2 separate regions of the Homo sapiens genome follow, and region 1 is linked to region 2. Evidence: read pairs that join two places in POLR2A ChIA-PET (ENCODE). Cell type or tissue: GM12878. All regions are shown on one strand. Each heading gives the region's core, and the rest is flanking DNA. Links, peaks and the distances in the headings are about the cores only. Region 1 has its middle 35 kb from the start of MXI1. Region 2 overlaps ADD3 (adducin 3).

The links. Peaks named below come from ENCODE experiments on the same cell type or tissue, not always from the same donor. Only the 100,000 strongest peaks of a DNase experiment are listed, where the experiment ranks them.
Region 1: POLR2A ChIA-PET joins it to region 2 with 5 read pairs; 2 of 35 experiments call an interaction of 5 or more read pairs at or near these places.

What each region holds. Positions count from the first base shown.
Region 1 is chr10:110,169,880-110,175,264 of GRCh38, reverse strand. No RefSeq gene overlaps it. Among named protein-coding and RNA genes, the nearest start is that of MXI1, 35 kb to the left of the region's middle. RefSeq lists an enhancer at 527-1,122 and a silencer at 4,460-4,754. In GM12878, for the core only: no CTCF peak of the experiment used is centred there; no DNase peak of the experiment used is centred there; H3K27me3 peaks cover 120 bases.
Region 2 is chr10:110,066,655-110,072,039 of GRCh38, reverse strand. All of the region lies in intron 1 of ADD3 (adducin 3), which reads right to left. Among named protein-coding and RNA genes, the nearest start is that of ADD3-AS1, 61 kb to the right of the region's middle. In GM12878, for the core only: no CTCF peak of the experiment used is centred there; DNase peaks (open chromatin) are centred at 2,146 and 3,789; H3K4me3 peaks cover 1,038 bases; H3K27ac peaks cover 4,947 bases.

The sequences.
Region 1 (5,385 bases), core at 53-5,052, 100 kb before region 2:
GGGACAAAGACGTAACAAAATATCAAGGTGAGAACATAGGCCCTGTAGTCAGACAGAGTTCAGTTCCCAGGCTGTGGCATGTACAGAGAGGTGACTTTTCCCAAGTAATTTCTGTTCCGTTATAGGGGAATAATAATATCTATCATGCAAAGTTGTGGTAAGGATTGAATAACATAATGGATGAGGAAGAGTCTCCCACACAGTGAGTAACTCTCTCTTCTCTTTCCACAGAAGCTCAATGTCTTACACATAAAATAACATTCAATTGGCCAGGGACAGTGGCTCACGCCTGTTGGGAGGCCGAGGTGGGCGGATCACTTGAGGTCAGGAGTTTGAGACCAGCCTGGTCGACATGGTGAAACCCTGTCTTTACTAAAAATATAAAAATTAGCCAGGCCTGGTGGCATGCACCTGTAGTCCCAGCTACTCAGGAGACTGAGGGAAGAGAATTGCTTGAACCTGGGAGGCAGAGGTTGCAGTGAGCGGAGATCATGCCACCGCACTCCAGCCTGCGTGACAGAGCAAGACTCCGTTTCAAAAAGAAAAAAAAAAAATTCAATCATGGTGATTGAAATCATATTGTTTTATGACTAGGTTGAGCTGTTAAGCTCAGTTACCTGATATTCAAAAGAGAAGCCATAGGTCACAGCCTCCATTCAGAAGCACAAAGGAAGTGTTCTCCAATTAGCCAATGATGATCATCCAAATACCAGTAACAGAAATCCTTGGCATTTGCTTAGTATTTACAAAGCACTTTTGCATATATTACATTGTATAATTTCACAATAACTCTGTGGAGTCCCTTAGCATCAGCATTGTCCCCATTGTGTAGCCTCCAAGGAAATCATTGAGGTCAAGTGGTTTGCCCATTGAGGCACAGCTGGTAAGTGGCAGAGCAGAGACTCTAAGAGCCCATCCTGCCCCCACAGACCAGTTGTTACAGTGTTGAGGGCCTGTGAGGAGTCCCACTAATAGGACATAATCCCTCTTTTTCTGTTTATTGAATATATATAGCTTAAAATGAAATGTTCTTGATCTCCTGGAAACACAATCAGACTTGACCTTGGCTCAGCACCGAAGCCATTGACTTTTTCAGTCCAGGACCCTTTTTGCTGGGGTGAAGAACCACTCCTTGTCTTCATCACTCACTGCTTGGAAATAAAAGGACCCAGCACAGTTCTCAAGGAGCACTATTCACGTCAAACTCTGCAGCTGATGTGTGGGCAGCCAGCCTAGTGTACTGGGGAGTCCTTCTTTCCGTAATTCCTGGGAGGGTCTTTCTCCAACCACCATTGGACAATGTGTCCTGGCAGCCAAATCTGTTAAGGATTAGGGTATTTCCTAAAGAAAGATCACCAATCTCTTTCTTTAAAGACAGTAAGAAAGACAGGGCTATCCCTCTGCAATATCAGTCAGCACAAGCATAGAGCCCTCAGGATGAGCAGATTTCTTTCCTAGGTGAGATCAGGGGTTGAGAGGTGGACATAAGAAGTATGACATGTCGGCTGGGTGCAGTGGCTCACACCTGTAATCCCGGCACTTTGAGAGGCCAAGGCGGGTGGATTGCCTGAGCTCAGGAGTTCGAGACCGGCCTGGGCAACACGGTGAAACCCCATCTCTACTAAAAATACAAAAATTAGCCAGGCATGGTGGTGCGCGCCTCTAGTCCCAGCTACTCCGGAGGCTGAGGCAGGAGAATTGCTTGAACCCTGGAGTCGGAAGTTGCAGTGAGCCGAGATCATGCCACTGCACTCCAGCCTGGCAACAGAGCGAGACTCTATCAAAAAAAAAAAAAAAAGAAGTATGACATGTCATGGCCGGGCACAGTGGCTCACACTTGTAATCCCAGTACTTTGGGAGGCTGAGGCAGGAGGATCACTTGAGTTCAGGAGTTTGAGACCAGCCTGGGCAACATAGGGAGGAGACCCTGTCTGTAATTAAAAAAAAAAAAAAAAAAAAAAAAAGAAAGAAAAAAGAAAAAAAAGTATGCAATGTCAAAGAAACAGCAAGTGCAGTCCCTTTCTCCCATGAACTCAAAATCCAAAGGGATTTTGGGGAAGCCATCCCCAGGATGTTGGTCAAAAGTTAAAAAAGCTGTTTATATAAAAATATAGCAGCATGATCCACAGTGATGAAAACCTGGAAATTGTCCAAATGCCCAACAAAAGAAAACAGTTAAGTACACTTGTTTTATTAAATTGATGGAATAGCACATTGCTGTTATGAAAGATAATAAGGGGCTGGGCGAGGTGGCTCACACCTGTAATCCCAGCACTTTGGGAGGCAGGGGCAGGTGGATCACGAGGCTGGGAATTTGAGACCAGCCTAGCCAACACAGTGAAACCCCGTCTCTACTAAAAATACAAAAATTAGCTGGGAGTGGTGGCGGGCGACTGTAATCCCAGCTACTTGGGAGGCTGAGGCAGGAGAATCATTTGAACCCAGGAGTGAGCCGAGTGAGCCGAGATTGTGCCACTGCCCAGGAGTGAGCCGAGATTGTGGCACTGCACTCCAGCCTGGACGACAGAGCGAGACTCCATCTCAAAAAAAAAAAAAAAAAAAAAAAAGAAAAGAGACGAAAGAAAGATAATAAGGAAGTTTTTGAGCTATGATGCCTTCTCCAAAGAAAAATAAAAGAGGTAAAATAATATTAACTAAAAAGGAAAGATAATACGGAAGTTTAAGTAGATTTGTGGAAAAGTACATATGAAACAATTTCAGGTAAATAAAGAATACAAAACAGTTTCCAAGCCTTGATTACACCTGTGTAAAATCGTATAAGCATAGTGATAATGACAGTAGGGGGACATCATAACATAAAAATAACAGTTGTTTTAAAGTAAATGGGCATTACTGTCATTCTTAGTCATGTTTGCTTAATACGCATGAGACATCTTGAAGGTAGCAAGAGAGAGACACGTGACATCTGGCTGTCAGAGCACTGCAAAACACCAACCATGCAGATTAGAAGAAAACAAGTGCACAGGAATGGGGAAAATCAGGAAAAGTTGTGGTTATTCGAGTTGGAATTTGAGTGGCTTAATGGTAGACAAATGCTCAGCTGGCACGCTGGAACCATTTCTGGGGACCCCAGAAACACAAAGCCAAACCAAAGAATGTGCAGCAGGACCTATGATAGAACTTCAGACACAGAGCCAGCACGCTGGGGGAGAGTTTTAGGGTGCAGGGCGGCCTCTTCCAAGTCCTTCAAATCGCATCAGTGACTTGGATGCCCATTAGTCACATGAAAGACAGGTCCTTAAACTGTGGCCAAGTCTTTCTGTGATGTTTAAAAAATATAAATAAGGCCGGGTGTGGTGGCTCACACCTGTAATCCCAGCACTTTGGGAGGCCAAGGGGGGCAGAGCGCTTGAGGTCAGGAGTTCAAGATCAGCTTGGCCAACATGGTGAAACCCCGTCTCTACAAAAATACAAAAATTAGCCAGGCATGATGATGGGTGTCTGTAATCCCAGCTACTTGGGAGGCTGAGGAGGGAGAATTGCTTGAACTCAGGAGGAAGAGGTTGCAGTGAGCTGAGATTGTGCCACTGAATTCCAGCTTGGGCGACAGAGCAAGACTCCATCTCAAAAAAATAAATAAATATATAGATAGATATATAGATATCTATATATGCATGTGTGCGTGTGTGTGTGTGTGTACTCTCAGACTAAAAGTGGGTTTATTAGGTGGGTTGAATTTCAGGCTGTGCAGTTTAGGGTAAAGATGGTTTGTCGAGAGGATGGATGTGCTGGCTTCCCTTTGATCCCCAAAACATCCTACATTGAACTTTCTGATAATAAAACGTGGCTTCTATGAAGCAAATTGGATGCACACTCATTTTTGTTCTTTCCTATTATTTTGTAGTGTCTAATATATATTTATATATAGAGAGTTGCATCCGTTGCATCCAACATCACATAGTGGTGATTTGCGCACAGTTCTAACTTTGAAACATGAGGTGTGACATCCTCCTCCTGGGAGAGGAAAGGTAAGGTTCAGTCAGCCATGATCTTAGGTGAGTCATTTCCCTTCAGATACTGCATCTATAAAGGCAGGGTTAGGCTCCCAGCGGATGATTGGGATTCTCCTCAGCTCAGAGCCTCAGGGAGTCGCTGGACCTGAAAGAAAAGGATGGTCTGCCCCCAACGAGGGGCAGCTGCCTTCCAACAAGGAGTCACTGCGAGACAGATCTCAGCCCTTTGTGCAAATTACAGCAAACCCTCCAAGAAAATAGTCTGGGTTTTTTATTTTTATTTTTTTTTCTAGTTCCATATTTTGACTCCTGATCTCCCATTTCTGTTAGAAAGTTTATAGTTCCTCAGTGTAGTGTGAGATAGAGGAAGTATTCTTTGTTAGCAGATTTAAAAAAACGTTTTTGGCCACCGATGGACCCAGCAGCCCACAAGGGCTACACAATAAATGGGCTGGGGAGGAAGGGAGAAAGGCGGGGATCCTCTCCAGGAAGGCCTGGGAGGACCACACATCAGGCTTAATTTCCCGGAGCCCAAATGCAAACAGAAAGAAAATCCACCCTGGGTTGTTTAAAGTCCCTGGCTCAAGGCTGTTAGGGAGAGGAAGGATCCCCTCCTGCAACCCCCCAGGCTGCCAGAAAACTTCTTCTGCAAAGCCACACCCATTCCTGCCTCCAGGGTGTCCTCCTGCTACAAGTTGAAAGAAAAGGACAAGGAAACTGACAATCTCCTTCCAGGGGTGGGGGGGGCGGGGGCAGACGCCATGGCCAAGTCCAGGGTGATAAAGGGCTCAAGGGCAGCTCCGGGGTCGTCACTTCAACTGTACCATGTGAGCAGCTGCTCCATGTTGGGGATGTGGCAGAGCCCAGCCTCTGGTCCAGAAGCATTGACCTCTCCCCATTGACAAACAGCTGCTCCAGTCCCCCCACCAGCCTTTAGGCTCTAGGGGACATCGTGTGAAGCTCTGTCTCCCAGGACGTTAAACCAAATCTGTCACGGCTGTGGAGACTGGCTGGGGCTGGTGAAACCCTCCCATTTGCAGCGCAGGAGATCACAGTAGCAAAGGCTTGCAGGATACTTTCATGTGGATTATCTTATTTATTTCTCAATGTAACCATGTGAAGTGGATATTCGTTATTATTTCTTTTTTCTTTCTTTCTTTTTTTAACAGATGAATAAACGGAGACTTAGAGAGGTTAAGTGGTAGATGTGAGATCAGTGCCAAGACAGTCTCTGCAAAGCCTGAGCACTTAACCTCTACATCATGGGAAGATACTGCGCTCCTCTCAGAGTTGCAAAACATGCACAATGTCCTCCATCCCCTAAAGGCCATTCAATGGGAAGTTTTCAGCCCTTTCTCTCTCCCTTCCTTCTGAAAAATGTGGGGTGGGGGCAGTTATTTCAGAGGTCTTG
Region 2 (5,385 bases), core at 116-5,115:
AATGTCCCTTGCCTATTTAATATGTGATAGATGGTTATTTGTTAAAACAGGTAATCCAGGATTTAAAAAGGAAGAATTATAGAAAAGGCAAGGTTGGGGATAAGTGAAATATGGTTAATGTTCAAAATAGGCTTTTTCTGGATAAAAAAATGTACACAACATAACCTACAATGATTGGTAAGTTCAGCTTATTAAAGCTGAGGTTGAAATTCAGTAAGTCATTAGGTCTAAAGATTAGGCATGATCCCCATTTAAAACAAAAATTCACCAAACTAGTGAGGTTGTATTGTATCTTCAAGGTTGCCAAACTAGAGGTAGAAAGACATAATATGGCTTTGACTCTACTGATGGCATAGTACTTCTGAAAACTATGCATTTTATTAACACCTTGTGAAGACACAGACTACATGAAAAAGAAAAAAGCACAGAATAAAAAGTGAAGAATAAATCTATTTGTGCCATTAAAAAAATCTGCAATCATGAATAATTTCTGTTTTGGGAAAAGTTCTAAAACGGAATAGAAAACAAGTAAAAACAAAATGAAATATAGCCACAATATACGAAATATTCATGACACATGCAATTTGTTTTTACTTTCTAAATCTTTGAGGTATAACTTTTATTTTTAACTGTGGCAAGAATACATGAGATCTATCCTCTTAAATTTAAGTATACATTACTGTTGATTATAGGTACAATGTTCTATAGCAAACCTAAAGAGCCTTTTTATTTTGTTGGACTGAAACCCTCTCCCCTGCAATTTGTTAAAAATGTTACTTTTGCTTTGAGCTGTTCCATCTAAGGATATGGGGCTCTGTAGGCATTTTTAAATTGCTTTTTCCAACTATGAGACATCATTTTACTTGGAAAAATATGTTTTACGTTTCAAATACTTTACCCAGTAAAAGCCATTCCCCCAATTTTTTTTTAATCTTGGGAAATTTAAGTATCAATAATGTTTCTAAAAATTATCCTCCTAAAACAAATTCAAGCACTTAGCTTCAAACACTGCTGTTGGATAGGTAGGAGGCAAAGCTGGCTCCCCACCCCCCCCCCCCAAAAACAACAAAAAACTAAAAACAAACAAAAAAAAAAACCCACATGATGTGTTTGTAGGCCTACTAACACTCTCAGCTTCTCTGAGATCTAGCTGTAGAACTTGGGCTGCCTGTATATGACAAGAGCCACATCCCAGCCTCTAAAATTAATGCTTTAAGAGTCCTCAGATATGATAAGTAAGCTTTTTCCAAGACAGGGCGAGAGACAAGTTTGGTTATCTGCACCCCTACCCCCCAATCTTTATCCTTCAACCCCTGCATAACTCTGCCTGCCTTCAAGCATCTTAATGTGTTTTTCCACTCAATGGTTGATAGATTTGCTATATACTCAGTGGCATGATAGAAGGTGTAACGAAAACAAAAACAAAACTAGTCTGTAAATGTATTTCTTCTGTACATATTAGAGGGATTTCAGTTTACAGAATCATACATACTGCTCCCAAACATAACTAAAGTGTAGAGTATCAATTTATTCTCTGCAACCTACAGCAGTACTGATCACATAACCTACTTTGATTTTAGATTTTTTAAATTTATATTTAAATTCTGAGTTGGTAAATCAATTCACCATATATTTCTTTTCTACTTTTTTCTTAAATACATTTATTCTACTAACTATTCATTCCCCTACTATTACATGCTACAAGTGAACAGGTATCATGGTAAAAAATGTAAGAAATGAACGAGACATTGTCTCTGACCCTAAAATACTAGCAATTTAGTGGGTTGGGGCAGGGGAGAGGGAGAGACAATTGTAGCACACTCTGTTATTATAATAGATATACTACAGATATACTACAGATATATTCAGAGAAAGGAGCCTATTTGAAAGGTTACAGGGCAAGTTACCCTGGAGCTTGGTCTAAAAGGAATGAGTATATATGTATGGGGTGAAGAGGAAAAAGATTAAAAAAAGACAATATATGTTTTAATAAACTTTTAATACATGGCTTTACTTTAAATAAAAGTATCACAGATTACAACTAATACAAAAGGGAAATCAAAATTGCCACTGGGTAACAGTTTACTGTGGTGTGTATAATTTAAGCTACAGGAAGCCTACAATCTATTAGCGAACCACAGTTTTGTGTCATGTGCTTTTGCTTTCACTCTAATCTGACTTGCATGCTAAGAAAAGAAACTCAAAAGCCATTTATATTCTTTTTTAAACAATGCTTGTTCTTACACTGCATTAACCAATGACTTAGAAATAATTAAGACCAATTATCTTGAAAGCCAGTCAAATTGTAATCTGACACCACATCACCATGAAAAGAGGCATAAGAATGTTCTAGGTTAATACTAAGGTCAGTAAACAAATTTCATGGTCAAGGTGGCACTACATTATACTACACCCTATGAGCTCAAATCCTTAAAAGCATCAAGTATAAGCAAGGTAGATTTAATGGGAGAGGGTGGGAAGGGGAAAAAAAAAACACAACTAATAAGCATTATGTTTTGTAAGGCACTTAAGTTCTAAGGTTCACTGGCCCAGAAAGCTGTTGATATATGAGAAAGGTTACTTTTGTGGATTGAAAAATGGGCTAAGGTGATTAAATATACATTTAAAGCTGAAAGGGATGATATGTTAAATTGCTGAGACTGGGTCACTCATTTGATCAACTTACTATTGATGAGAAAATGCCACAGGGTTAATGTTTAAGATGCTTCCACACTGAAGTACAAATAAATAACAAATCTTCCATTTTTATGAAGAAGAATATGCAGATCATTTACAGCATATACAATCATGACAACCTGAGAGGAAAAATCCTTTAAAATGGAAAAATTAAGGTAGGATTATTTATGTAAATTATTTAAAGATTCCTTGCCAGGTTGTCTTAAATAGTAATCGCACCTGCATTTAACCATGTTATACTGAGATACAGGCAATTTTTTTTTTTTAAGACAGGGTCCCACTCTATTGCCCAGGCTGGGTGCAGCGGCATGATCATGGCTCACTGCAGCCACAACCTCCCCGGGCTCAAATAATCCTCCCAGCTCAGCCTCCCAAGTAGCTGGGACCACAGGCTCACATGACCACGCCCAGCTAATTTTTCTATTTTTTGCAGAGACGAGGTCTCACCACGTTGCCCAGGCTGATCTCAAACTCCTGCGCTCAAGTGATCCAGCTCCCTCAGCCTCCCAAAGTGCTGGGATTACAGGAATAAGCCACCATGACCAGCCACTAGCCAACTTTTTAGGAGCATATACTTTATATAAAGCAAGGGCTGTAAGTACTTTATACTAATGAATTCACACCTACAACATCTAAACTTTGACAAAAAAGAAAAAATCCTTTTGCCTTTCAAAACGTTCACTTCAGGAGTTTAATCCTGGAGTAGGAAATCCTCAATGAATTCTTTGGACAGTGTATATGTACAGCTGTCCCTAGGTATCCATCAGGGATTAGTTCTAGGACCTCCCATGGCCACCAAAATCCAGGATGCTCAAGTCTCTGATATAAAATGAAGTGGTATCTGCATAAAACTTTGTACTTCCTCCTGAATACTTTGAATCATCTCTAGATTACTTATGATGCCTAATACAATGTAAATGCTATGTAAGTAGTTATTCTGTATTTTTACTCTAATATTTTCAATCTGTGGTTGGTTGAATCTGAGAATGCGAAACCCTCAGAAGTGGAGGGCCAACTGTAACTTCCTCAGAAGATTCAGAGAAAGGAGGGGGGGAGGTGGAAAAGCTCATGACAATTGCTTCTGAACTTCTGAGAAGCAAAGTGACAGGAGCAGTACAAAAACTCGGTGGAAGCGGGAAAAGGAGGAGCTAAGAAACCAGATGAAGAGACAATATAGGGAGCCAAGGGTGACATGAGATAAGGGGATCAAGTAACTGTGGCAGCCAAAGACGCTGGGCCACACCCATAGAGAGCTATGTGGCTTATTTCAAGGGGGTGGAACACTGAGCAAGTGAACAATTTTGGTTTTGTTTAACTGAAAGGTTGCACAATCCTGTAAATGGGGGAAGGAAAGGGGGTGTTTTTCCAGTATAGAGAAAGTTAGGATAAATAGTTATCCCTTTAAAAAATATTAAACAAAGAGAAGTAATAACTAAATCATTCAAAGGAATATGAAAAAAACAAAGCAAATCAAAGCAAAAATAATCTAGCATTGTTGGTGTTTTAGAAAAGCGATGTATACCTTATACATGAAAATGAAAAACTGAGAACCTTGAGGAAAGAAATATAAACTCTATGTAAACCCAGAACATTACTTATTGACTGTCATGATGAAGCTTTTTATCTTGTGGACCATGCCATCCTTCAAACTACAAGATCCCCATAAAGTACACTGACACGAATTTTGGGGTATGTGGATCAGTGTAAGGTTCTTCCTCACTCCAACTTTAAATATGGCAGCTTATAGAAATAATTCTCAATGACTGGATTCTTAAAACTTAATCCAAGATAAGCAATACTGTGACTCCTGTGGGATATTTCCAAGTTATTAATCTGAAACAGTTCTCAACCTCTTTAAACTCATTCCTGCTGGTCCAATATAATAAATGATATGATGCTTTAAATAAAAAGGGGAGGTGGAGGGAAGAAAGAAGGCCCAAGTTAGCACCTCTGAAGTTGCTTTAAAGTTTATAAAAACTGCAAATGAGAAGTAATAACATAATATACATTTATTGTATTTTTCAATCATGTGGCTAGAAACTACAGAAATAATTTTAGAAAGGCTTTCTTCCAGGTGCAAATTACTTTATTTGATTTCACGTTTAACAGTTACTGCCTTTACTACACTCTAGGAAATGAAAGTTGAAAAATATTTCAGGTTTTTTATAGATGATTTATTAATCAAATCTACTGATTTTTCTAAGCATTAATATCTTCCTACAGGAATTTTTTTAAAAGGCACTATACAGTTAACAAGCATTTGCTTTCACCATAATACAAAAGTCAAGGTGTGCTTGCTAAACCAGAAACCAATCAGTGCACCTAGACCCGTGTTCTTAACACAGTCAGAACAGAGCAACCAAGTGTAGCTTTAATATTTTGGCTTACCAGTTTGTAAACAAAAATTTGTAGCTAGAGTGCAAAAGAGGGATCTAAATATACAAACCTCTCTCAACATAATGTCATTATATAGATCACACCACTAGTAAGAAACGCTCATGGAAATACTCGTTTTAGAATTTCCAAAAAATTCTAGACAATTATATCTCAAAGAAATATAAGCTGCTTAAAATTTACAAAAGAATTTCAGAGTCATAGTCAACAACTAGAAACCAGGTTTTCTTCTACTCACAAATTGTGGGCTATGCTTATCGAAGCCTGTAACAGACTTCTAAAAGATGGGGAGTT